4 separate regions of the Mus musculus genome follow, and all the other regions are linked to region 3. A link is a contact called in ENCODE Hi-C or POLR2A ChIA-PET data. All regions are on one chromosome and are shown on one strand. The core of a region is the stretch at or near the end of the contact, and the rest is flanking DNA. Distances in the headings are between cores, read along the strand shown. Region 1 holds the start of Slc16a1 (solute carrier family 16 (monocarboxylic acid transporters), member 1). Region 2 overlaps Gm34548 (a long non-coding RNA gene). Region 3 holds the start of Magi3 (membrane associated guanylate kinase, WW and PDZ domain containing 3). Region 4 holds the start of Lrig2 (leucine-rich repeats and immunoglobulin-like domains 2).

What was found. A loop is a pair of places that touch in the nucleus more often than their neighbours do. ChIA-PET counts read pairs that join two places held with the same protein, here RNA polymerase II (POLR2A).
Region 1: POLR2A ChIA-PET joins it to region 3 with 23 read pairs in embryonic stem cell. The contact joins the promoter of Slc16a1 here to the promoter of Magi3 in region 3. POLR2A ChIA-PET finds 5 or more read pairs at or near these places in 3 of 5 experiments (Patski and embryonic stem cell).
Region 2: POLR2A ChIA-PET joins it to region 3 with 12 read pairs in Patski. The contact joins the enhancer-like site here to the promoter of Magi3 in region 3. A Hi-C loop is called at or near these places in 1 of 37 maps with a recorded cell type or tissue (v-Abl transformed pro-B cells). POLR2A ChIA-PET finds 5 or more read pairs at or near these places in 1 of 5 experiments (Patski).
Region 4: a map of heart shows a loop between it and region 3 (2.5-fold over the local background). The contact joins the promoter of Lrig2 here to the promoter of Magi3 in region 3. A Hi-C loop is called at or near these places in 1 of 37 maps with a recorded cell type or tissue (heart). POLR2A ChIA-PET finds 5 or more read pairs at or near these places in 3 of 5 experiments (Patski and embryonic stem cell).

What each region holds. Positions count from the first base shown.
Region 1 is chr3:104,634,781-104,640,561 of GRCm38, reverse strand. Slc16a1 (solute carrier family 16 (monocarboxylic acid transporters), member 1) reads right to left here and starts at 1,898. Exons shown (of 5, transcript NM_009196.4): 1 at 1,734-1,898.
Region 2 is chr3:104,673,686-104,679,940 of GRCm38, reverse strand. It overlaps Gm34548 (a long non-coding RNA gene), which reads left to right. Exons shown (of 4, transcript XR_867542.1): 3 at 796-1,681; 4 at 2,253-2,390. Among named protein-coding and RNA genes, the nearest start is that of Gm34548, 3.8 kb to the left of the region's middle. Within about 2 kb of position 5,005, at least 1 of the 3 ENCODE cell types and tissues checked has a DNase peak (open chromatin) inside an H3K27ac peak, as active enhancers do.
Region 3 is chr3:104,215,946-104,221,745 of GRCm38, reverse strand. It overlaps Magi3 (membrane associated guanylate kinase, WW and PDZ domain containing 3), which reads left to right and starts at 1,340. Exons shown (of 21, transcript NM_001159354.1): 1 at 1,340-2,101. The coding sequence starts at 1,780.
Region 4 is chr3:104,507,594-104,513,728 of GRCm38, reverse strand. It overlaps Lrig2 (leucine-rich repeats and immunoglobulin-like domains 2), which reads left to right and starts at 1,811. Exons shown (of 18, transcript NM_001025067.2): 1 at 1,811-2,273. The coding sequence starts at 2,038.

The sequences.
Region 1 (5,781 bases), core at 649-3,148, 420 kb before region 3:
CTGATAAACCAACAGCATCTACTTAAACCCACAATGAAATGACTGAAATACACTTAATTAAACATTTATTCTAGGACTGGGCATGGTAGCAGACGCTTTTAATTCCAGCACTGGGGAAGCAGAAGCAGATCTCTTCTGCGCTCAAGGCCAACCTGGTCAACAGAGTTCCAGGACAGCCAGGGATACACAGAGAAGCTCTGTGTCGACCCCCCCCCCCCATCTAAAGTCTTGAATTATTGGTCATTTCTTATGATACTTGGAAAGCAAAGTTGTAAAATTTAGTCATTTTTACTTTTTTTTTTTTTTTTTTGAGAAGGGTCTCACTATGTAAAGCCTATACCTCCTGCCTGTACACCTTGGATTTAATTTCCGAAAGGTTAAGGCGATGGACTGACCACTTCCTTCTCCTTTTTTCCTCTCTCTCTCTCTCTCTCTCTCTCTCTCTCTCTCTCTCACACACACACACACACACACACACATACACATCCCCGAAGACTTGGACTTAGAAGCACCATTTACCACTTAATTAAAATAAATGAATGATGAATAAATAAATTCAAGAGTCTCTTATTCAGCTGAGAAAAACAAGCAAAACACGAGAACAAAAACCCACCCTGCTTGATTTAATTCCCATCCACCCTTTCCCAAACTCTCGTACAATTACTAATCTCACACATCAGCATATACTCATTTAAAACCAAAGTAATTTTTTTTCAATGCCGACGATCAAACTTTGGAGCCTCAGGCATGGTAGGCCAGGCAGGTAGGTACTCATGCCACTGAGCAACACACCCCGAGCCTAAGCGGAATGACGCCTTAAGATTTCAAAATTAGTTATGGGTAAAAAAAAACAAAAGTAGTTTGTCACTGTGTAACTACTAGCAGTAGCCCGCCAGTTTATAATGAGCCACTGGAAAACGGGAAAAGACTGAAGTAGTAACACGTGCGTTTCCTGGTTGAGTGATCAGACGCTAGTTTTCGTAACTGCTGGTTGCACCAAAAACGCCATCATAAAGAAAAGCTAAAATGTACTCGGCAAAGGGATGTACTTGGCCCAGAAAGTGTGCTCTGACCAAATATAAGGACGTTTAAATCTGCTCCACAGGGATGCCTTGGGACCCCGTGCCCGCGGCAGACGCGCCGAAGCCACAGGTTGGACCATAAAGAGCCCCTTCCTCAAAGTTCACTCGAACCCCGTAGTCTTGTACCGGCGGTCCGCAATGCAGCTCCTCACATTCCTCACACCACTCTAGCAAGTCACCTGGTGGGACACCGATTGGCAGACCGGGGAGGCTGGGCGGGTATGCCACGAGTCCTAAGTAACTCCCGCCCCAGCAGAAGGCGGCAGGAGTGCACCACGTGAAGCGGCCTCAGGTCGTCCCTCTTCCCGACCTAAGCATCTCTCCAGGCGCCTAGAGTAGGCAGCGCTGGAAGCGTCTCCCCCAAGGTCACCGGGCACCATGACCCGACTCCCGCAGCCCGGCGGCCGCCACCTGACCACGGGCCCGCAGCTCGGCCGGGAGAGACGCTGTGCCCAGCGCCTCAAGGTCCCCTTCACCCACGCCACGTTCCGGGCCACGCGGCTCCGCGCGCCCAGGATGCCGCGTCGCTCGCCCCGACCCTTGCCCCAGGGAGGAAAGTCCCCGCGTGCCCGCGGGGCTCCGCGACCCCACCGGGGCACCAAGGGCACCGCGGATTCCGTGCCGCGCGCTGCCCGCTCAGCCCGGACTAACCGTTATGTGTGTCTCGCGGCGCCCGGAGTATGCGTGACGCGGCGGCGCGGGCCGCAGTTCCTCGGAGCCGGGGGGGTCCCGCTCGTGTCCCCTGCCCGCCGCCGGGCTCCTTGGCTGCTGCACCTACACGACCGACCAGTCACGTCGCAGCTCGCCACTTTGTCTGGCGGGGCAGGCGCGGCTGCCTTATAACCCGCGGGGGCCGGAGCATGCGCACAGGGGGTGGAGTCGGCCTTCCCGGCCGCCGCCCCCTCCCTGCCATACATACTCCCAGCTCGGCATCTCGCGCCTCCACACGCTGCGGGCTGCGCGTGCCCGCTCGCTCGCTCGGGCGCGCGCGCCGGCGCCCCCCTTCCCGCCACGTGACCCGGCGCCGCGGCCCGGAGACCCCGCACATCCTTATCAGCGCTCTGAGGGGGTAGCTTCTTTTGGCGCGTGCCGGGGACGCCATCGTGGGCCTCACCCCTCAGGCTCTGGAGGAGAAAAGGGGAAAAAAAAACTGCCCTGAGGGCGGACCCTGAGGTGCAGAGGGCGAAGGCGATGGACCGTCGGAGTCCGGGGACTGAACAGCATTTTGAATGGACGGACACTGGTAGACTCCGATGTGGGCCTGGAACCCGGGCTCGGGGACCCTGGGAAGTTGCTGGAACCCTCCGGGCCTGTTTCCTTGCGCTACATCAGCCACTATGGAGGCGTTAGGAAGTTTAATGTGCGATTTTACGCAAGTATCTCGTCACAGAGCCTGACCTGTGGCATTTGATGAACGCTTAGTTTAAGGACAAGCCGGTCAGGAGAAACTGGCCCCGGGGCAGAGAGTGTGTACGTTGGAAACGCTGATATGAGCATGCTCTTAGGCCAGAAGTTTATGAACACTGGATTTGGGGGACGGGTCGGGATTATGGCTAGTGGGATTAGGACAGTTGCATGCTAAGTAAGCACTGTACCAGAATTATCTTGTATGATCTTCACAACCGTATTAGGTGCCAAGAAGATCTTGTAACTAAGGAACCCCGGGCTTCACGAGGTTAACTGGCAGAAGTCACCAGGCTAGGAAGTCGCCAACATTTAAAGTCAAAGCCACAGAGCCTGGTGTCACAAGAGCCATTTTCGGTTCTTCACCAAGCCCAGATTCCAAAGTGTCTTGAAGTGGTAAACTAGTGAGTACTCTTGATGGCCAGGACCCTTGATATTTTTATTATTACGAGATGGGTATTTGGTTGGTTGTTTTTGATTTCTTGTTTTTTTTTTTTTTTTTTTTTTTTTTTTTTGAGATAGCCTCGTGTGTGTGTATAGCTCCACCTGGCCTGGAACTCATCATGTAGATCAGGCTGGCTTCGAACTAAGAGAGCAAACATGAAAAAAAAAAAAAAATCAACCCGCCTCTGTCTCCCTACCGCTAAGATTATTTGTTTAATTTTGTGTTTTGAGACATGGCCTTATTATGTATTCTCTTGGCTGGCCTGAAACTTGTAACGTTGATTAGACTGGCCTCAAACTCAAGAGATCCGCCTGGTTTTGCTTCAGTGCTGCTATTAAAGGCATGTGCTCCATCACACCCAGTGAGAATATTTTTTAAAGTCAGGCCTTCTGGCTTCCAAGGCTCTTACTGCATACCAAGATCCTGCCCTCCCCGCCATTTGCTCTTCGACCTCTCCCTACCTACACTGGTTTTCCTAATCCTCCGAAATAGGCCCTCTACTTAGTTTTGTGGATGAAGAACCAGAGATTGAAAAGAGGCCCTGTGTGCCCCAGCACTCAGGAGGCAGAGGCAGGCAGATTTCTGAGTTCGAGGCCAGCCTGGTCTGCAAAGTGAGTTCCAGGACAGCCAGGGCTATACAGAGAAACCCTGTCTCGAAAAACAAAACAAAAAACCAAAGAGGCCCTGTGTGCCTTCAGCTCCCCTCTGCCTCCTTTCAGTATGAAGAGTTCATACTAGGAACTCTTAGTAGGATCCAGTTTGAAATCCACCAAGTGCTGCTTATGAGCAATATTTTGTCTTTTACATCTGATAAATACATAGAAGGGAAAAGCTCTTCAGGTCTTTAGGGTGGTTGGAACTTAAAACAGTAGTGGTTTAGGGTTGTTAGGATAAGACATTCAGTGGTACAACATTTAGCTTGCAGGAGTCTGGCCCCTGTTTAGACCTTCAGCACCACAAAAAACGGAAGTGGGGGTACTCGAAGTGTTATTGTGGTAACTGTTCAGGGAGATGGTTTGAAAAGGTGAACTAGAGAGGTGGGAAGTTTCTGGATGGTTTTGTTTGTTGACCTCAAAACCTTACCTGTCTGTGTATGTGAAATGCTCATAAACTTGTGACACTCTCTCCCTCCCCACACTAAGATGGCAGGAATGAGCCTGATTTCAGGGTAGGCAGTACAGGATGGAGTGGGAAACTGATACATTCACAATAGAAATCTGGGAGCCAGGTCTCCAGAGTTCCATCTTTGATACTTGACAACTTATATTGTGCCCTTAGGCAAGTTAAGCCTCATTCTCCACTCTGTGCAAGAAAGGTAAGATCTAGTTCCTGGCCTACCTTATAGGATTGCTATGGTAATACAGTTATACAATTAAGATTTACTTCAGGGCTGGTGAGATGGCTCAGTGGTTAAGAGCACTGACTGCTCTTCCAGAGGTACTGAGTTCAATTCCCAGAAACCACATGGTGGCTCACAACCATCTGTAATGGGATCCGATGCCCTCTTCTGGTGTGTCTGAAGACAGCTATAGTGTACTCATATATACATAAAATAAATAAAAATAAACCTTTTAAAATTTTTAAAAAATTAAAATAAAAATTTAAAAAGATTTACTTTAGACCCCATCCCCCACCCCAGCGCTTTGGTAAGTGCTCTGCTACTCAGCTGTAGCTTCAGACCATTTTGTTCTTATTTCACTTAGGTTTTATTCATGTAAGAAACACTTTTAGGCAGTGAGATCTCTGTGAGTTCAAGGCCAGCCTGGCTTACAGTGCAAGTTCCAGGATAGCCAAGGCCATACAGAGAAACCCTGTCTCCAAAAACCAAACCAAAACAAAACAAAAAACCAAAGAGGCCCTGTGTTCTGTCCGCTCCCCTCTGCCTCCTTTCAGTATGAAGAGTTCAGCATGTTAGTAGGATCCAGTTTGAAATCCACCAAGTGCTGCTTATGAGCAATATTTTGCCTTTTACATCTGAAAAGTAAACACCAAAAGAGTAAGAAAGAAGAGAGACTAATGGAGGAGGAATATGGTCAAAAGCGCATTTATATGACAGCATGAGAGAATAAATAGAAAAATTTCTAACATAAAACTTAATCTAAAACCCTAAAGGGTACCCATTAGCACCTACTTCCAAGGCACTGAGCAGGATTATATTATTGCTATATGTTATGTTGTAATTTTGTTTTTAGAAAGAGCTATTAACGTTTTTTGAAGACTCAGACCCTACACAACCTGGCTTGGGGCAGATAGGGACTTAATGTTGTGAGTTGAGTATAATTGGAATCAGAGGACCTAGCCCCATAATTGCTATTTGGGCCAGTAATTAATTGAACTTTGGCTTTAAGTCCTTCCTCAAAGTACGTTAAAGGTAGTACTGAGAAGCCTGAGCTATTGTGATAATCAATGAGGTAGTATTTGTAAAAGTGGTTAGTGATTCTTTGAAAGGCCTCCATAATTTTTATAAATTAATACTTTATTTTTTAGTTATAATTATTTAGTGTGTGTGAAGAAACTACTTTAGGTAATCAGTCCTCTCTCTCCACCACGTGAGACCTGAGGATTGAACTCAGGTTGTCAGGCTTGGCAGCAAATTCCTACTGAGCCAAGCTGGACCATGAATTAATGCTACTGTTATTTTTACAAGATGTATAAGAGGGAAAGATCCAAAGAACTACAGAATGCTGAGCATGTAGCTCAGCGGCACAAGGACTTTTATGTGATATCCAGTACTTGAGACGAAAAACCAGCAAAACAAAACAATAGGGCAGGTGATTTGGGGAAAATAATGGGATAGAACCAATTAAAGCCCTTATTCTAACTTAAACCATGACACACTCAGGAAATAAA
Region 2 (6,255 bases), core at 3,756-6,255, 450 kb before region 3:
CTTTCTCTGCTTCCTACCATTGCTTGCCTCTCTGGCTAGCACTGGGATGGTTGGCCAACCCTAGTCCACTTAGGCTCCAGAGAACAGGCTGTCATCCTAAAACTCTGGGAAAAGTTCAAAGCTGTTTGACTCATGATGTAATAAATACCAAGTCAGTCCTAGGAGCATATTCCTTAGTCCAGGTCAGACCTTCAGGAGTCTGTGGTGGTTTGAGTGAATGGTCCCTATAGGCTCTTAGGGTGTGGCACTATTAGTAGGTGTAGCTTTGTTGGAGGAAGTGAGTCACTGGGGGTGGGCTTTGAGGTTTCAGAAGCTCAAGCCAGGCCCAGTGGCTCACTGTCTCTTCCTGGTGCCTGCTGGTCCACATGTGGAACTCTCAGCTCCTTCTCCAGCACCATGTCTGCTTGCATACTGCCATGCTTCCCACCATGGTGATAATGGACTAATCCTCTGAACTGTAAGCCAGCCCCAATGAAATGTTTTCCTTTATAAGAGTTGCCATGGCCATGGTGTCTGTTCACAGCAATAAAACCCTAAGACAGCCTATAGCCCTAAAAGACAGCTTATCGAAAACCCCAGGTGACTCTTAGCCAGAAAACCCCTACCTCTTACACCCCAGGCTCCTCACCCCAGACTGTAAGAAGAAATAAACACCTGCTTGCTGGGCAGCTAACATCTGGGCTACTTGTTATGCAGCAAGAGATAACTAATACAAGTATCTTAAGGAACCAAGTGGGCTTTGTGCTTATCCCTATCTCATCTGCTGCCCGAGTCATTGCTTGTGTTTTCTCCCAGGAAGCCAGGGAGCAGCTCCAAACCCAGCACAGGAACTGGCGCTCTCCATCTGCTCTGTGAATCATTTCCCGCCCTGTTCTCCGCCACACTCTAAGACCCTACATCAAGCTTCTACATCAGCCTGTGCTTCAGCGTAAGTGACGCAATTTCTCTCCAGCTGGGAGCGCTTGAAGAAGATGTGTTTCTTTTGTGACTGCTCCCCTGCTTTGTTGTGGCTTCTGGTAATTGACTCTCATTGGATCCTAATTAGAGAGCCGACTTCATCATTTTCCATCCTTTACTCAAAGTGGAATCAAAAGAATTTCTTTCCAGCAAACACAGCCTCTTCTTGCTTGAGCTTGCAGGGTTGTGTCAGAACTGGAGTCCTGAAACCCAGACCCCCTCTCTCCCAGTACAGCCCCACCACCCAGTCCCAGGGTGAGGTATACATTGTACCCCATGACCTCAGCTCTGCGTTCATCTCAGATCTCACACTGGTCATGAAGTTGCTGAAGCCCCTGGAGATTCAGGAACCCAGTGTAGCCACCAACACAAGAGAGCTAGTGCTGGCCTCCGCTTTCCTGCCAGATACTCCTGCTGGCCTGCACGGGCTCAACTGGGGTGGAAAAGGTAACTCCGATCTCTTGGGGATGAAGAAGTTGGGCCTTTCAAGTCCAAAACATCTCCCCCGCTGTCACCATGTGAATTTACATTTATGTTTATTCAGGAGAGACAGGAAAGTGTCCCTTGGGGAGGCCTGATCCTTAACCTCTGCACCCTAAATTCTGAGACCCACCAAGGCAGTTCCATATCAAATCAGCAGCCTTTCTTGCTCACTGGATGACAACACTCCTCAGGTCTCTTGCAGCTGTAGCCTGGACCCAAGTGTCTCGGCCTGCTATAAGAGGTAGGCTTGGGGGGGCGGGGAGGGGAGGTTTGGGGGACTTTTGGGGTAGCATTGGAAATGTAAATGAAGAAAATACCTAATTAAAAAAAAAAAGAGGTAGGCCTCCTTAAGATCAGCTCTGGGTCAGGGCTGGTCTGGGAACACCTCCGCAGACACTTAAACATGTGCAGTATGAGCTCATTACACCAGCTGGTCTACAGGGGCAAAGTCTTTAGGCAGTTGATTTGGGTCATCCTACTGTCCAGAGATGTCCCATGATCCAGGGCAAAGGGCATGCATGCCCTAGGCCTGCTGAGTTGGCCTGAAGCCTGGGCTTGCACCCTCCTCAGTCTGGACACAGTCTAGAGCGCCTCAGCAGAGCTTCTGTCTGATGAAGCTAAGTGGTAGAAAACAGTCAGAGCTGTGTGGGCACCAGGAAGACTGCACCAGGGCAGGCAGCTCCCCTTACTGTCAACCCTGCCCAGTCCCTGTCACTGGGCCAGCTGCTGAACTAGGCTGCCCTGAAGAAGGGAGGCCGGCCTACATGCCCTCTATGAGTCTTTACTAACTTAACATTCGTCTCTTCCCACAGCCTGGCTGTAGTTAGAGTCTCTCTAGTGGAATCTCAGGTGAGGAGAGGGGTCTTTGGGCAGGTAAGTGGGATGCAGGCCTATGCTACTAAAATTGTTGTACAGGGGCATCCTGATAGTTGTTTTGTTTTGTTTTGTTTTGTTTTGTTTTGTTTTGTTTTTGAGACAGGGTCTCACTATATAGCCCTGGCTGTCCTGGAACTCACTCTGTAGACCAGGCTGGCCTCGAACTCATAGAGATCTGCTTGCCTCTGACTCCCTAGTGCTGGGATTAAAGGTGTGCATCACTTTATCTGGCTGATAATCTTATAACTGACGTCATCTCAGTTTACCAGTGCTAGCAGAGCAGCAATGCAGTGAGGGATATCCTGGGCTGGAATTAAAGGAATTTTTAAAAAAATTAAATTAAGCCAGTTGTTAGTGGTAGAAACCTTTGATCCCAGTACTCAGGAGGCAGAGGCAGGTGAATCCCTCTGAGTTTAAGACCAGCCTGGACTACAGAGTGAGTTCCAGGACAGCCAGGGATACACAGAGAAACCCTATCTCGAATCCCCCCCCTCAAATTAAGTAAATGATTAAAAATGAGGCTAACCATAGTGTCAGAGGGCCAGTTTGGTTTAAATAGTAGTGAGTTTCAGGACAGCCAAGGCCACAGAGAAATCCTGCCTCAAAAAATAAAGACAGAAACAAATTCGCAAAGAAAATAACAAAAGCCGGCCAGTGTGTCAGATACTTGTCATCCTAGCCTTTGCACGGAGGTTGGAGGACCAAGGGTCCCAGGCCAGTTGAACCGCATAAGGCTATGCCTTAAAATGGAGGAGAGTCGTTAACAAATCAATAAACTTAATCATAGGCCTTTTATTTGTGGTTCATGAGTCACAACAACACATCCTGGAGTTTGCCTTATAGAAAAGGGGTCTGAAGAAGTAGAAACAAAATGAAAAGCAGATTTGCTTGAGGCAGCAGGGTGGGGGGTGGATGGGTGGGGGGTGGGTGGGGGTGCTGTGGGGGGGGGGGTGTTCAATGCCAACAGCAGAAGAGTGACTAAGACTCTGATATGAGTTCAGTTCCCAGCATCAAATAATCAATCAGCCAATCAAAAGGTGGCACTCTTTAAATCCCAGAACTCTGGAGGTAAAGGTAGGTAGATCTCTGTTAGTTCCAAGCTGGCCAGGGCTGCTGCATCGTGAGACCATCTCAAAAACAAAAACAAAAACAAAAAAACAACAAAAACTCACATAGAAGCCGGGCGTGGTGGCGCATGCCTTTAATCCCAGCACTCGGGAGGCAGAGGCAGGCGGATTTCTGAGTTCAAGGCCAGCCTGGTATACAAAGTGAGTTCCAGGACAGCCAGGGCTATACAGAGAAACCCTTTCTCAAAAAACAAAAAGACAAAACAAACAAACCAACAAACAAAAAACAAAAAAACCTCACAAAGATAGGTTAACTGGGCTTGTACAGGTTAGCCCAAAGGGGATTTCCTATTCATAACAGCTAAACTGGCTTACTTGGAATTACAGCTATTTCTCTTTTTGCCATCATCATCATCGTCACTATCATCAGTGAAGGTTGGTAAACAACCTGGTTTTGGCTCCACTAAGCATGATTGACTTATCTTTGCCTTAGCTATGTGCCCAGTACCAATAGCCTCCCATAAATCTTAACGCTTGAAAGTCAGCTCGCATTCCCTCCGGTGGATAAATTGTCAAAGCCCAGTTGATGATGGGTGACTCTGGTTTTCTTGCGAACTTACTCTGGTTTTGTAATTTTGTTTTTGTTTTCCTTTCTTTCACTTCCTAGACGAAGCCCTTTCAGAGTGGGCAGGGAGACAGACACATGAGGAAATTCACTTCAGCAGGGCATCTGCTAAGCGTGGCAGGATTCCTGCTCCAGACTCTCAAAGCCTCCTATTAATGGAAAGAGCAGGTTAACCTGGTCTGACCGACAGGAAGCCACCGTACAGGAATAGGTGGAGTTCTGACATCCGGTGGGGACAGCTGGGGGGAGCGGATGGGGGAGGGGACACCTAGGTGTGCCAGGGGAGCCGAGGTAAAGCTAAGGTCCAGGGGGCCAGCGTGCTGGGTGGCTATGGGCCACACGAGGGCGCCGCACACTGCCACGTAAGGGCCTGAACTGTCTCTACGGAGCTATGTCGGAGAAAAGGCTTTGATGGGAAAGAGGGTGGGCGGAGACCATCCTGGGTGTCCAGCGACGGGCCCCTCTCTTGTTCCTTGAAGGTCGGCGTGAGGTCTCCCTGGACTTGGAACAGCCGCTGTTCAGGTCCTGAGGAATTAACGCCTCTGTAGATCAGGTCCAGCTGTGTGTAGGAGGGAGGATGTTTGCGGTCACTGGGGTGTGTTGTGTTAGGAATGACCGCAGTACTGGGGTGTGAGGGTGGGTGCGTGGATTTCTCCAGAGGTGTAGGTGGGAGGGAGTAGACAGTTTCTACTCCCAGGGGGCTGGCGCTAGTGTCTTCTAGGAGCAGCACTTAAGGCAAGATGTAGACCCCATTAGAATCAGACGATCTTCCCATCAGAGGAAGTCCCCCATTTGGAAACAGTCAGGATGAATGGTTGCTTTAGCTTGGCCAAGCTGCTGGGGTAAACGCCTCAAGCAGAAGCTGCATCAAAGCCTGGAGCCTGTCCAGCCATGCAGCTCAAGCACCCGGTGTCACCGAGATTTGTCCAGGGGGCACAGTGGAGATCTTGTGACCCAGGAAATAGCACTGGTCTTAGTTTAGATCAGGACATTTCCCCCTGAAAGCTGCGTGGGACAGTGGCTTGGAGCCCAGATTGGGGGGGGGGGGGAGGGATGGGAGGGGCAGCTGGAGGCTTCTGCCCACTCTCACCTTTGTCACCCAATAGCTACTTCACATGAGTCAGCTCTGCAGGCTGTACCCTGGCCTGAAGGCTCAGCCTGGGATTTGAAGGCATTAGAGTTGGTAGAAATTAACCCCCAGGATGTGAGCTTCGGGCTCGTAGGCTGAGGCTCTAGCAAGGGAAGAGGACATCCTGAGGACTGGGTGTAAGCAAGCAGAAACACGGGGAGCCTAGGCAATGCCCAGGAGGACTGCAATGGGCCAGGGAACACCAGGAAGGGTCAGTGTGAACCCAGGACTCTTGAGAACTCCAGTCGCTTCCTCTCTGCGGATCCAGACACCTCTACCATCCAGCCCCGCCCAGGCAGCTGCAATTCCTCAGCCAAATGACCCGAGACAAGAGTAAGAGGAAAACAGCTTTCTGAGCCTGCCTCTAGGGGAAAGAAGGACTATAAGAAGCAGGGATCCAGGACACAAGGTCACCGGGAAGCAGTCATGAATGTCAGGCGTGAAGGGGTGGAGATTTCAGGTCAGGGAGCTAAGGGTACACAGCTCAGTGACAGCATTTGCTTAAGAGGCCCTGGCGACAGGGTTCAGGCCTCACTACTGGAAAAAAGATTTTTCTTAGCTTATGCACAAATGGTCACGTGACATTGATAAGCAAGAGTGACTTAACCCAACACAACTCCAGTTTCACCAGCTGCAAAACTACCCTGAGGTGTTTGCAAATTTAGGAGTAAGGTAGGTAAAGGCATGCCCGTCAGGGCATGGTGATGATGGCTCACACCAGTAATCCCAGCACTTGAGAGGGTAAGGTAGAACCAATGTGGGTTTGAGACCAGCCTAACTACAGAGTTAGTTCCAGGTTTGCCTGGGCTAAGGGGAGACTGTAAACAAATAAAAAACAAAACAAAACAAAACAAAAATTTTATTGTCTTTCAACCCTAGGGGTGTCTGAGCCTTTCTCCTTCCTAACAAGTTGGCCTGGGCTCCAGACAGCAGACCTATAATTTGCCTGCACAAGTGTGATAAGAGGTCAATATTAATCTGGGTGTGGTGGTGCACACCCCAAGTCCCTGCCACTCAGGAGGTAGAAACAAGAGCCCAGAGGTTTGAAGGCCATCCAGGCAACATACTGAGACTCTGAAGAAGAGAGCGGACAGAAAAGAAAACTTTGAGAATAAGTG
Region 3 (5,800 bases), core at 91-2,590:
GTCTCTGCCTGGCAGGTCCCAAGCCTGCAGCTCCAGGGCTCCACTTCCCTTATTGTTTCTTGAGTCCAGCCCACATTTAGTGTTTTTATTTCCCCAGTTCAATGGTGTGAAGGAAATCACTGTAGCTGTCTGAAGCTTGATCTAGTTTGTAGAGCTCCTCGGAGTTTAAAATAAGGGCTATCATTAAAGGGAGTCAGAAGACATGCCCTGTCACAAAAGTGAGACAAGTGCCCCAGTTCAGAGAAAACACTTTCCAAGAAATACTGGACGACTATTTGGATGAGGTGAAACATTTACGAACAGAGGGCATTCCAAAGACGAGAAAGCACGCGTTCAATGAAGGAAGAAAAAAAGCTTAAGTGTTTCTGAAAAATTAGAGCTGGGAGAGATCTGAGGTCTCCCTTGTTCTGAGTCACTTCTTCCACCTTCTTACAAACAAGCAGACGCGAAGCAGAGATCTGGTCAAGGTCAAGCCACCAGTGTCAGGACTTAGCTCCGCAGGCACCAGGTTGTTTTTTAATCCATCTCCTTCCCGCTTTCCTCAAATGATCTTCTAGTCAGTCTCTCTCGCTAAGCTGCAGTCTCCTCGAGAGCAGGATCACTGTTTTCTTCATTCTTGGAGTTCAGTAGCTAGTGTAATTAATGATCTTCACTCTCAGCTTGTTTCCGACAGGCTGTCTAACTTGCCCGAGATCACACAGCATTCGAGCACTGGACTGTATTTTACCCTCAATTAACAGGATTTCGCCAATGGATCATTTAAGAACATTCATTGAACGAATTAACAAATTCAAACCCGTAGAATCCGTTTCAGCCTTAACAGGCCCATTTAGTGGCTCCACCGTTCGGAGTAGCTGGGCACTGGACTCCCAGGATCCAGGCAAAGCACTCCCAGGATCGCCTTCGGGCTCCAGCTCCGAGGCCCCGCCCCCTGCCCAGCTGGGCACGCCCCACCTTGGGGACCAGGGTCCTTTCAGTGTTTGAGTTTCCCTTGGCTCCAGCCCCTGGCTGGAGGGCCTCTCCCCTCTAGGCGACCTGTGCCCGCTCCCAGACCAACCCTCTCTTTTCCCTCCCCCTTCTCCCTCCCTCACACTCTAAACTTCTTTTTTCCTCCCTCTCTAAACTTCAGTCATTCTAGTGCCCGCCTCCTCTACTTAGACCACCCAATCAGAAATCAGCATGCCCGCCGAGGGCCGCCCCCAGCTGCCAGAACCCAATCCACGGTGCGGAGCCGAGAACTGGGCGGGTCCTCCGGAGCAGAGCTGGTGACGGCAACGCGCCGGGCGCTGCGCTGCGGGAGGGGGCGGGGCCGGGCCGGCGAGGGCGGGGGAGGGGCCGAGCGGGGAGGAGGTTGCGGCGGGTTTGAAAGCGCCAGTTTCCTGGCAGCTGGGGCAGGCGTTGGTCTCGGCGCTCCGGCTCCGCAGCAGCCGCGCTCCAGCGAGCGACTAAGCTCGGTGCGCGCGTACCGATACGAGCCTCGGTTCCAGCCGCTCCCTCAGCTCCCGCCCCTTTGCCTCAGCCTTTCCCGCCGCGCGGGCGCCGAGTCCCGGCCGTCGGCGCTGACCCCGCCCGGAGACCCCGCCGGCGCCGCCCGCGGGGCGCGCGCTCCCTCCGGCTCTCCTCAGCGGCCCGCGAGAGGGGCGGCTCGCGGCGGCGCGCGGCCGGCGGGCTGAGGCGGGGGGTCGACGGCGGCGCCCCTCTGGCCGGGCTGTGCGCGGGGCCCGGAGCGGCACCGCGGCCGCCCGCGCGGGGGCTCCCCATGGTGCAGCGGAGGTCGGGATGTCGAAGACGTTGAAGAAGAAGAAGCACTGGCTCAGCAAGGTGCAGGAGTGTGCGGTATCCTGGGCCGGGCCCCCGGGCGACTTGGGCGCCGAGATCCGCGGCGGCGCCGAGCGCGGCGAGTTCCCTTACCTGGGGCGGCTCCGCGACGAGGCTGGCGGCGGCGGAGGCACCTGCTGCGTGGTCTCGGGCAAGGCGCCCAGTCCGGGCGATGTGCTGTTGGAGGTGAACGGGACGCCGGTCAGTGGGCTCACCAACCGGGACACTCTGGCTGTCATCCGCCACTTCCGCGAGCCCATCCGTCTGAAGACGGTGAAGCCAGGTGTGTGGTCGCCTTGGGGACCCGGGTCCTGGTCCGACTCCCCGGGGAGGAGGGGGGAGGGGGCGGCGCCGGGGTTTCCCATTTTGCGGCTAGTAAAACTGAGCTCGGGTGAACCGACAGCTGTGTAGGCTGTCAGGGAATTGGCACTAGGAGCTGGCTTTCCTAATCCAGCTCGGTCTCCCACCGCATCAAGAGTTTTTATTTTTATTTTTATTTGCCTAGAGAAGAGCCATCTCTTTTCTTCTCCCCTTTGTGGAAACAGTCCTATGATGATAATCTTTTCTTTGGAACGTATTTGCGTCTTCTAACGGGGAGAAAGGGCTTTACTATGGAGACTCGGCGCCGGATCGAGGGCCGAGGTTACCACTGAAAGCTCCTGGGAGGGCTCAGCTGGCCCAGTGCGTCGTGCACGACCGCAGACGTCTGGGAGCTGACAGTCCCACTCTGTGGGTCTAGGTGGCTCAGGTGTCTGAGTCCCAGTGAGGTACAGTGTGTGGTATGAGGCAGTGGAGCTGTTGTGTCGTCTGGATTTGGAAGGAGGACCCAGGTGCCCAGCCGAGCAAATGCCTTTGTAAAGCTTTCAAATCTACAGTATTTGTTGAAGCGCAGGGTAAAAAAAAGAACCCCTTGGTGCCCTGGTGTCTTTGATGCTCGTAAAATGTGCTGCAAAGCATGTTACGCTTATGGCATACTCCCTAGCTGGAAAGCATTGATCAGACTGCGCAGTCTGGTCTGGTAGTATGTAGTAAGTTTTCTTACGAATTTGTAAGAGAAAACACTGTTGGACCTTTCGGTATTGGTAAAATATGGTTCTGGCTTCTGAGGTGGTTGTAGACATGGGCATCGTGATTAATCATTGTTACTAGAAATCAAATTGTTTCTGCTGAACGTAGATACGGTACATCTGAACATATGGGGCTGCCAAACTGACTTGGGCTAGATTTTGGTCTTCCCCGTTCACTACAAAATGCTAGAAATTTCTAGAAATTTTAACACGTTCTCTCTCCCTCTCCTCCTCTTCCCTCCCCCCACTTCTTCCTCCTCCCTCCCTCGATCTCCCTCTTCCTCATCTTCAGCTCACTTTAGGACTGCCTCTTAAGTAGTCCTTGAGCTAATTGCAACTGATGGTTTGATGCAATATCCATGTGTTGTGGGTATGTGACATAATCTTACTAGTTTACATGAAGGTACTTTTCATATAATCTATTCTATGATACTATTAAGATTTGTGTGTTTATGGGTTTTTCTTACTGTTAATCTTTAGAACTTTGTCAAACTATAAATACCCTTTCTGTGTTTTTGAGGATTGTAAGATTCTTAACTCTTAACTTTTAGAACTATATGTAAAGGGTGGAGGGAACACTTTTGGGGCTGTAATTCGGTGTGTTGGTTACTGTTTATAATATTCAAAATACTATACATTTACTAGCCCAGGTAGGACTTAGGTCATAGGTTCTCAACCTGTGGGTCTCAACCCCTTTGGGGGTTGTGTATCAATTATCTTGCATATCAGATATTTATATTATGGTTCATTGCAGTAGCAAAATTACAGTTATGAAGTAGCAATGAAATAATGTTATGTTTGGGGGTCACTACAACATGAGGAACTGTATTAAAGGGTCACAGCATTAGGGAGGTTGAGAACCTTTGACTTAGATGAAATCCCATGAGCCAGCAGATAATGAGAATATGTGCATCATTGCTCTGTTTTGTTTTGATCAGTTGGGGCATTACTGAAGGAATAACAGTCATAAAGTTGTTGAGGAAGTTGTTATATTCCAAATCACTGTGGTTTGTTTAATAGATGAGAGGGTTGGCTCTTTAATAAACACCAATCTGTTATATACCTTTCGCATAAAATTGGAGAAAATACTTCAGGGTTTAAAGTGCTATACAGTAGTATTAGTTAACTGTATTGATAAAATCTTCCCTGCCCCAGAATATAGTCAGCATTTTGTATTAATAAAATTTTGCCTTCTTGTCATCCAAAGACACTGTCCTGCTTTAAATATTAAGTGAAAATAAAGGGAATAACTGGTGTCAGTGCTGCACTACAGCTTATTAGTAGCAGTTTTGAATGTTGTGCTTGCTTTTTAAAATATGCTCAGCATTGATAATTTGTAGTGGGTACCACTATTTTTGTGCCATTTGAGATTTAAAACTGTTCTAAGCAAATTGTAATGAAAAATATTTGTTAGGTAGTATATGACTTTCTTAAATGGCATTTTAAAAAAGCATCATTTACAATGAGATACCAAGGGTTTTGTAGGTTAAACACAAGCTTTAAATACTAGAAATTAAAAACTTGAAGAGGTTATTTGTAGAACTTAGGTTTAGTTAAAAAACTGCACAAGTATATCTCCAGAGAATTTTGGAGTCTATATGGTTTTGATTTATTTAGAAAATCATGAAAACAGAGTTTAAGGTATTCTAAAAAGAAACTTTCCCTGCCCCCACTCCCATTTTTTCTAAACTTTGTGAAAATTTTAATTCCAAGCATTATGTAGTAGATTTAGCACTCTTGGCTGGTAACTTGTTAAACTGTATTCTCGACAGTCATTTAGAAGCTAAAGAGTAAAATGCAGCTGTTTCTGTAAATTGTCTTGTTAATGAGGTATGCTCTTATACTGTCTTTTGACAGTTTGTGGCAGAAGGACTAGCTGGTGGACAACAGCACTACTTCTTTACTCCAGCCTTTCTTTTTCTTTTGTCCTGGAGAGGCTCAGGGCAGCCCTGTCAGTGCTGTTAATGCAGGCACATAGAATATGTCTTCTTTCTGATTGTCTTACTTTTTGCTTTAGAGTTGTATTTATTTTGTTGTACTTTTTAATTTGAAAGTGTTCTTTACAATTTGGATCTTTCTTTGAATTAGAGAGTTCAGTGTTGGTTTAGTGTTAATATAGTAGTACTTAGTAATCAATACTTTAAGATTTATAGGGAAATCTTTAGTCTCATTTATTTCTTGGCCCAATTAATCACCAGTTTCTTCTTTTTTTTTAATATTTTTTACTACATATTTTCCTCAATTACATTTCCAATGCTATCCCAAAAGTCCCCCATACCCCCCCCCCCACTTCCCTACCCACCCATTCCCATTTTTTTGGCCCTGGCGTTCCCCTGTACTGGGGCATATACAGTTTGTGATCTGTGGCTTTTGTTTTTGTTTTGTTACTGTTATTTAAAAGAGAAAAGTTATCATTTGAACTTTTGAACTTTGGACCATTGAAACCTTTTATGGTATAGTCCTGTGATTATAGTAAGTGCCTTGTTTATATTCTTAAACAAATTTTATTTGGATTAATATGATCATTAGTTAATTTTGTTCTAAAATTCCCTCAACTGTGAATGTGTAGAGTTTTAGAACACATTAATATTTGCTTCTTAGTTCACTTTTAAATATTTCATCACTTATAAATTACACAGATTTTATTCTAAAGATTAAATATTGCATTATAGTCTAAGTATGTGAACTCATTTTGTGTTGCTTTATTATGCACACAGTGCATTGGACTGTCATAACTCTACTACTGTATCTCAAGATGAAAATCACAGGGAACATTGTGTTTAATGAAGTTATCTGTGTGTTTAATGACTAATTTGAAGCAGAGTTTGTAACATGTTAATTAAATGCAGGTAAAATGCTCTCCACTGACTCAGGGATTATAGTGTCTAAAGGAATTTTGTGAAAATGAGCTCAAC
Region 4 (6,135 bases), core at 562-3,061, 290 kb before region 3:
TTGGGCTGGGTAGAGAGATGGCTAGGCAGTTAAGAGCACTGGCTGTCCCCCGCAGAAACCCAGGTTTCATCTCTGGCACCTACAGCCTTCTGTGACTCTAGTCTCAGAGGATCCCTTGCCTTCTTCTGGCCTCCTCAGGGACTACATACATGTGGTACACAGATAACTTATGTTAGCAAAACACTCACACACACTGAAAAAAAAAAATCAGGGGCTGGAGAGATGGCTAAGCTCTTGTTCCTCTTCCAGAAAGCCCTTGGAGGCCAGAAGAGGGCGTTAGAATCCTCGAAGCTGGACTTCATGCTGTCCAGTGTGTGTGTGCTGGGAACTGAACCCTGGTCCTCTGCAGGAGCATTGTGTGTTTACTGAACAGCTAAGCCATCTCTGCTGTCCCCGAAGTGTACATTTTTGATGAAGTCCAATATCTCTATCACTTTTCTGGCTTCACATTTTGCTTCAATGGTAATAAATAGTAGTTGCTGTTAGTTTTCATGGTCATGTTTACTGGGAGAAGAAGGGAGAAGAAGCTGAAGGAGACACCTTTCTAAAAGTCCTCTGCAGTAGACAAGCACACGAGGACAGTCAGAAAAGTAATTTTAACCCAAAGGCATGACATGGATGGAAATGGTGTGTGTGTGTGTGTGTGTGTGTGTGTGTGTGTGTGTGTGTGTGTAAGTGCCACAGGGTGCATATGGTGATCAGAGGACAGGGACTTGCAGGAGTCAGTTGTCTCATTCTACCATGTGGGGTCTGCGAATTCAACTTAGGTTGATACACTTGGTGGCAAAGCTATTATTGATGAAGCATCTTACCCACCCTGTTTTTCGTTTCTCCTCTTCTTTCATACAAAGCATACTATGCAGATGAGGCTGAACTGGGACTTGGGTTCTCCTGCCTCAAATTCCCAAGGAGTGCTCAGACTGCAGGCGTGCTGGTCCACACCTGGCTTGCAAAGTCTTTGAAAAGTATAGACACTATATGTCAGTGAACCATTACTGATATTTTCATTTTTACTCATTTTGTAGGTAACACACAGCGGAGAGATCACAAGGTAGCTAGATTCCGCTGTTCCCAGTAAGTCTTTTTACTTCAGGATAATTTCCTTCCAGTCTTCTTAACTTTGTTGATTGCTCAAAAACCTCAAACAGAAACCAGAAAACCCACATCCTCAAACCAACGTTTTATCTATTTGTCCCACTTGTTCTTCTGAAGATGAAACAATATTTTCCCAAATCGAGGAAAGAATTTTCTTTAGAGACAATTATTGAACTCCAGGCTACTGTAGAAGCCGGAGGTGTACTGACTAAATAGCGCCTCTGCCAATGGGAACTTGAAGTCCTTTCACAGTGACAGCGTGCCATGCTCCGGGAGAACCAACTGCCACATTTTTTCAGGGCAGGGAGTTCGGCCGCAGAGGCCGCCCTGGTTGGGCTCCGGAGACTGATGTGGTCGAAGTTAGGTTTAGATCGCGCACTTATTTGCAGCTGCTGCTTGGCATGCAGCCCTTGTGCCATTCCCTTCTGCAGGAGCCTACAGAATAGGTCTTTTTTCACTACTACTGCAGATCAACCGCAGTGAGGATTTGGCGTTTCGGGTTTCGCTTTTTCCATTCTATTTCAAGGCCCTAGTGCGCCCACAAGCGGAGGAATAGCTGCAGAACTGCAGAAGCAGCTCGGAAAAGGAGAAAGGGCCGCTGTAATGCTCGCCTCCTAGGGGGCGGGGCAATCGTAGGCCTCGCCTCTCTCAGAACCCAATTTCCGACGCAACCTCATCCCGGGGCTCCGATTGGCTGGCTGCTGAGCGTGAGTACGTTGCGTCGCGGGGCGGGGCGGACGAGCGGTGTCTGTCAGGGTTTCAGCTCTACGCCCCCGACCGCCGCCCCCTCCCCTGCGGTAGCGTCGTTTCCTCCTCTCGCCCGCTCTGAGAGGGGACAAGTGACAGCCCGGGCTCCGGGTGGCGGTTTAGCCTCCGGGCATCTCTCCTCAGCCGACTCTCTGAGCTAGCTGCTGTTCTCGAGCGGGTCCCGGCCAGGGGAAGATGGCGGCCGCGCCCCGCGGCATCTGGGAGCAGCGGCGCCTGGGCTGTGGGTTGGGACCCCTCGCACGGTTGCTCATCCTTGCGCAGGCGCTGCGGCTGCTGCCCGCTGCCCGAGCCGGCCTGTGCCCGGCGCCCTGCGCCTGCCGTCTTCCTCTGCTGGACTGCAGTCGCAGGAAGCTGCCCGCGCCCAGCTGGAGGGCACTGTCGGGCCCGCTGCCCTCCGACATCTCCAGCCTGTGAGTAGAGGGTCCCAGGGCGCGGTCGCCACCGAGTTCGGAAGGGAGCTGCCTTATTGAGATTGTGAACTTTGAATGTTAGGGTTTCCCGGTACTCGTGGGAAGATAGGGGTTAAGATCTGGGGTCTGTGACGTTCCGGGCTGGAGATGTTTAATGTTGGACTCACGGGTCCTGAGCAGCACAGCTGAGACTCTGGATGGCTGTGGGTCGGGTCCAAGTGCAAAGCCCTCTTTGGGCTGCATCATTTTTTTTTTTTTTTTTTTTTAAAATTCCAGCTTGACTGGTCCTTGGGCACGTGATGCAAACACGATCTCTCCCAAAGATACAGGATCTCTCTTTTGTCCCCAGTTCTCCCATCGGCTCATTGTATGTTTCAGTTTTGATACTTGAGTTCTTGATAGGGTTGAAAACCTCTGCATGCCTAAGGAAGATCATTGCTGATCTCTAATGTTTTGTAAGAGCAGTTATTCTTTAGTAGTCAGTTTAAAGAGGGGAAAGATTTTTTTTCCCCAAATCACGATACTTTGTCTTCACTATGTTCCTTTGAGTTAAAGAACCTTCATTTCAGATCTCTTTGTTTATGTATGAGAATCCAGTGCAGTGATCGAGTGGATTCTCTAGCTCTGACTTTAAATCCTGACAAACTTGTATTAGCTAGTGGCATTTGGAGAGCTCACTGCTCTGAGTCAGTAGGCATTAAATAGAACAGTAGGTATTAAATGCTGCAATTATGAGACTTCTTAGCCACCAACATACAGTTATGTCTCTGCCACTAACTGATCAACGTGCTTATTAATTGACTTCTAGAGTTACCTCTGAAAAAGAGTTATCACTAAAAATAGTTTTGTGATATAATTAAAATACAAAGATTGGTTAGGTTCTTAATGGAAAAAGAATACAGGTAGAACATCTGTATTGCAGAGGTTAAGTATACATTTGCAGAACGTATTTATAGGTTAGCATAGATAGGAAAGAAGCTAATTCCTGTATTCATTGAGAAAATTAGTAACTGCTACAGTTACTATAGAATTGCAATATAGTAATACAGCTCCTGTCATTTTGTGGTGGTTATATCTGAGGCTTATTCTGGTTTGACTCAGACTTTAGTATTATCATTTAGCATAGTCTGAATTAATCCAAGCACAGCATCTTCTTTATACAGTAGGTGCCTTTTTTGAAGAAATTGATGAGACAGCTACCTGATTATGATAGACTGAATCTGACATAGGTTTAAAAACAGTCTGACTTAATGTAACTAATTGAAGTAAACATGGCCTGCTTTTGAAGATCCTTCAGTGAGACTTGCTGAGTGTGTTTGTTTAGTATGCATGAAGTTGGGTTTGAACATTAGTGCTGAAAAAAATAAGAAAAAAATCATTAGCAAGTATATAGTAATGTTACCAAAGATGCTAATTGCCAGAAGATAACTGACATTTGGATTTATTTATTTATTAATTTTATTTATTTATTTATTTTGTTTTTTACCTTTTGTGTTTTGAGAGGGGATACTGCCAGGTAGCTCAGGATAAGCAACTCTCCATCCTCCTGCCTCAGCTTACTGACTGCTGCCCACCATTCCCAGCTTGCATTCAGAAAATTGAAATAAAAATTAAATTGACATTTTTAGTTGAAGTGAAATGCCTTGGAGAATAAATTCCCTTATAGTCGATTATTTTGAATATAGTTTCACTAAAAATACCAAATCACAGGCAGAATGCAGCCATGTTCTTTGTCAGGGTGTCATTCGAATGGGCTCTAGTTTGGTTGCCTATAGAGTCCTTGTTCTCTGAAACTTAATGAGCATAGAGTCTACTGCTTATACTGTTATCAGCATTTTGGCATCAATGTATTGCTCACTAACTTCTTAACATTCTAGGGCTTTTCTAACCCATAACTCAAAATTCTGCTATTTTCCTTTTGCAAACCAGTTCTAAGAGCCACAGAACAGTATGATCAGCATATTGCAACAACAGCCTCACTTCTTAGTGTGGAATTTTTATATTAGTTAGTTACTCTTTTTTTTTTCTTTTGGTTCTTCAAGATAGGGTTTCTCTATATTGTCCTGTCTATCCTGGAACTCACTCTGTAGATCAGACTGGCTTCCAACTCAGAGATCAGCCTTTCTCTGCCTCCTGAGTGCTGGGGTCAAAGGCATGGGCCACCACTGTTCCTTTTCTTGTTGCTGTGACCAATTATCTGACACATATCAACTCAAGGGAGGAGTTTTGGCTTATGCTCTAAGAGATGGAGTCTTATAGAAAAGAAGACTCTGTGGTAGAAGGAGCATGCACTGGCTTGCTCACAGCTAGATGGAAGAGGAAACAATTTTTTTGTTGTTTGAGACAAGGCCTTTCTAAGTAGTCCAGGCTGTCCTTAAGCTTCTACTTTTCCTATTTTTGCCTCCCTATTGCTGGGATCATTCTGTGAACGACACTGGACACTGGTGTGTCTGTAATTTTTGATTTGTGTCATAATGTTGATGCTTAAGAGTTTTGGACTTTGGAGGATTTTGGATTTTCTGGTTAGGAATATTCAACCTATATTTAAATCCTTCCTAGTTATTCTGACATCCAGTGTTAATGGAAAACCACTTAGCCAAAATAGCTATAGAGTGCTAGGGCCTTGTGCCTGCTAGGCAAGTCCTCTAAGCTCCGTCCCCAGCCCAAGTTGTCAGTGCTTCCCAAATGCCAATTTAGGAGATCTGTATTTTGTTTACTTCTTCAGAATTCTGTTGTGCTTTGGAAGACTCACAGATCCATTTTATTTATTTATTTATTTATTTATTTATTTAGAGACAGGGTTTCTCTGTATAGCCCTGGCTGTCCTGGAGCTCACTTTGTAGACCAGGCTGGCCCCGAACTCAGAAATCCTCCTGCCTCTGCCTTCTGAGTACTGGGATTAAAGGCGTGTGCCACCACGCCCGGCTTCACAGATCCATTTTTATTAAAAATACTTTGTAGGGAGCTGAAGAGAATGCTCAGCAGTTAAAAGCACTGGCTGCTCTTGTAGAGGGTAGGGTTGAATTCCCAGCACGCAGGCAGCTCACTGCCATCTGTAACTCTAGTCCTAGGGGATCTGAGGCCAGGGCTCTACTGAGAAACCCTGTCTCAAAAAACCAAGGGGAGTGGGGGATAGTCACATAGTTTTCTAATGCTTGAAAATGCATTTCTCTCATCTTAGTAAGTAGCCTTTTTAAATGGGCAAATTTTTATTTTTAATGTGTATGTGTTTCTCTGTCTGTCTGTCTGCCTGCCTGCCTGCCTATGTACATACAAGTGCCTGGAGGTCAGAGGCATTAGATCTCCATGAAGTAGGACATTGTGAGCTGTTAGGAATTGAATTTAGGTCTCTGGGAGAGCACTATATGCTCTTAGGAGCTGACCATCTATCCATCCCAATCTTATAGGTCTAAATTTTTGTGGGGAGGTAATATATTATGAGATTATGAGATTGTCCTTTCACATTATTTCGAGGCAGAGACTCTCAGTTAAACCAAGATCTAGCTAGCTTGCTGGGGGAACCCCTGTCTCTGCCTTTGGAGACTGGAATTACAGGTGGGCCACCATACCCACCCAATGTTTATGTGGGTCTTGGGGACCTGAATGCCAGTCTTTAACTTGCCAAGTGTTTTTAACTGTAGAACTATCTTCCTAGCCCTGCTTTATTCTTTAAAGGGTGTCCTAAGCCTAATGAGAAACTGGCATTTAACCAATGGAGAAAGAGCATATTAAAAGCTTAGCAAAAATGTTTTTAAGAAGGGCTTTTAATGTGTTCTTATATTTTCTTTTATGTGCCAAAGTAGATGACTCAACTAATTCTCTATTACTCTAGTCATGAAAAATGTTAGGATGTTCACTTAAT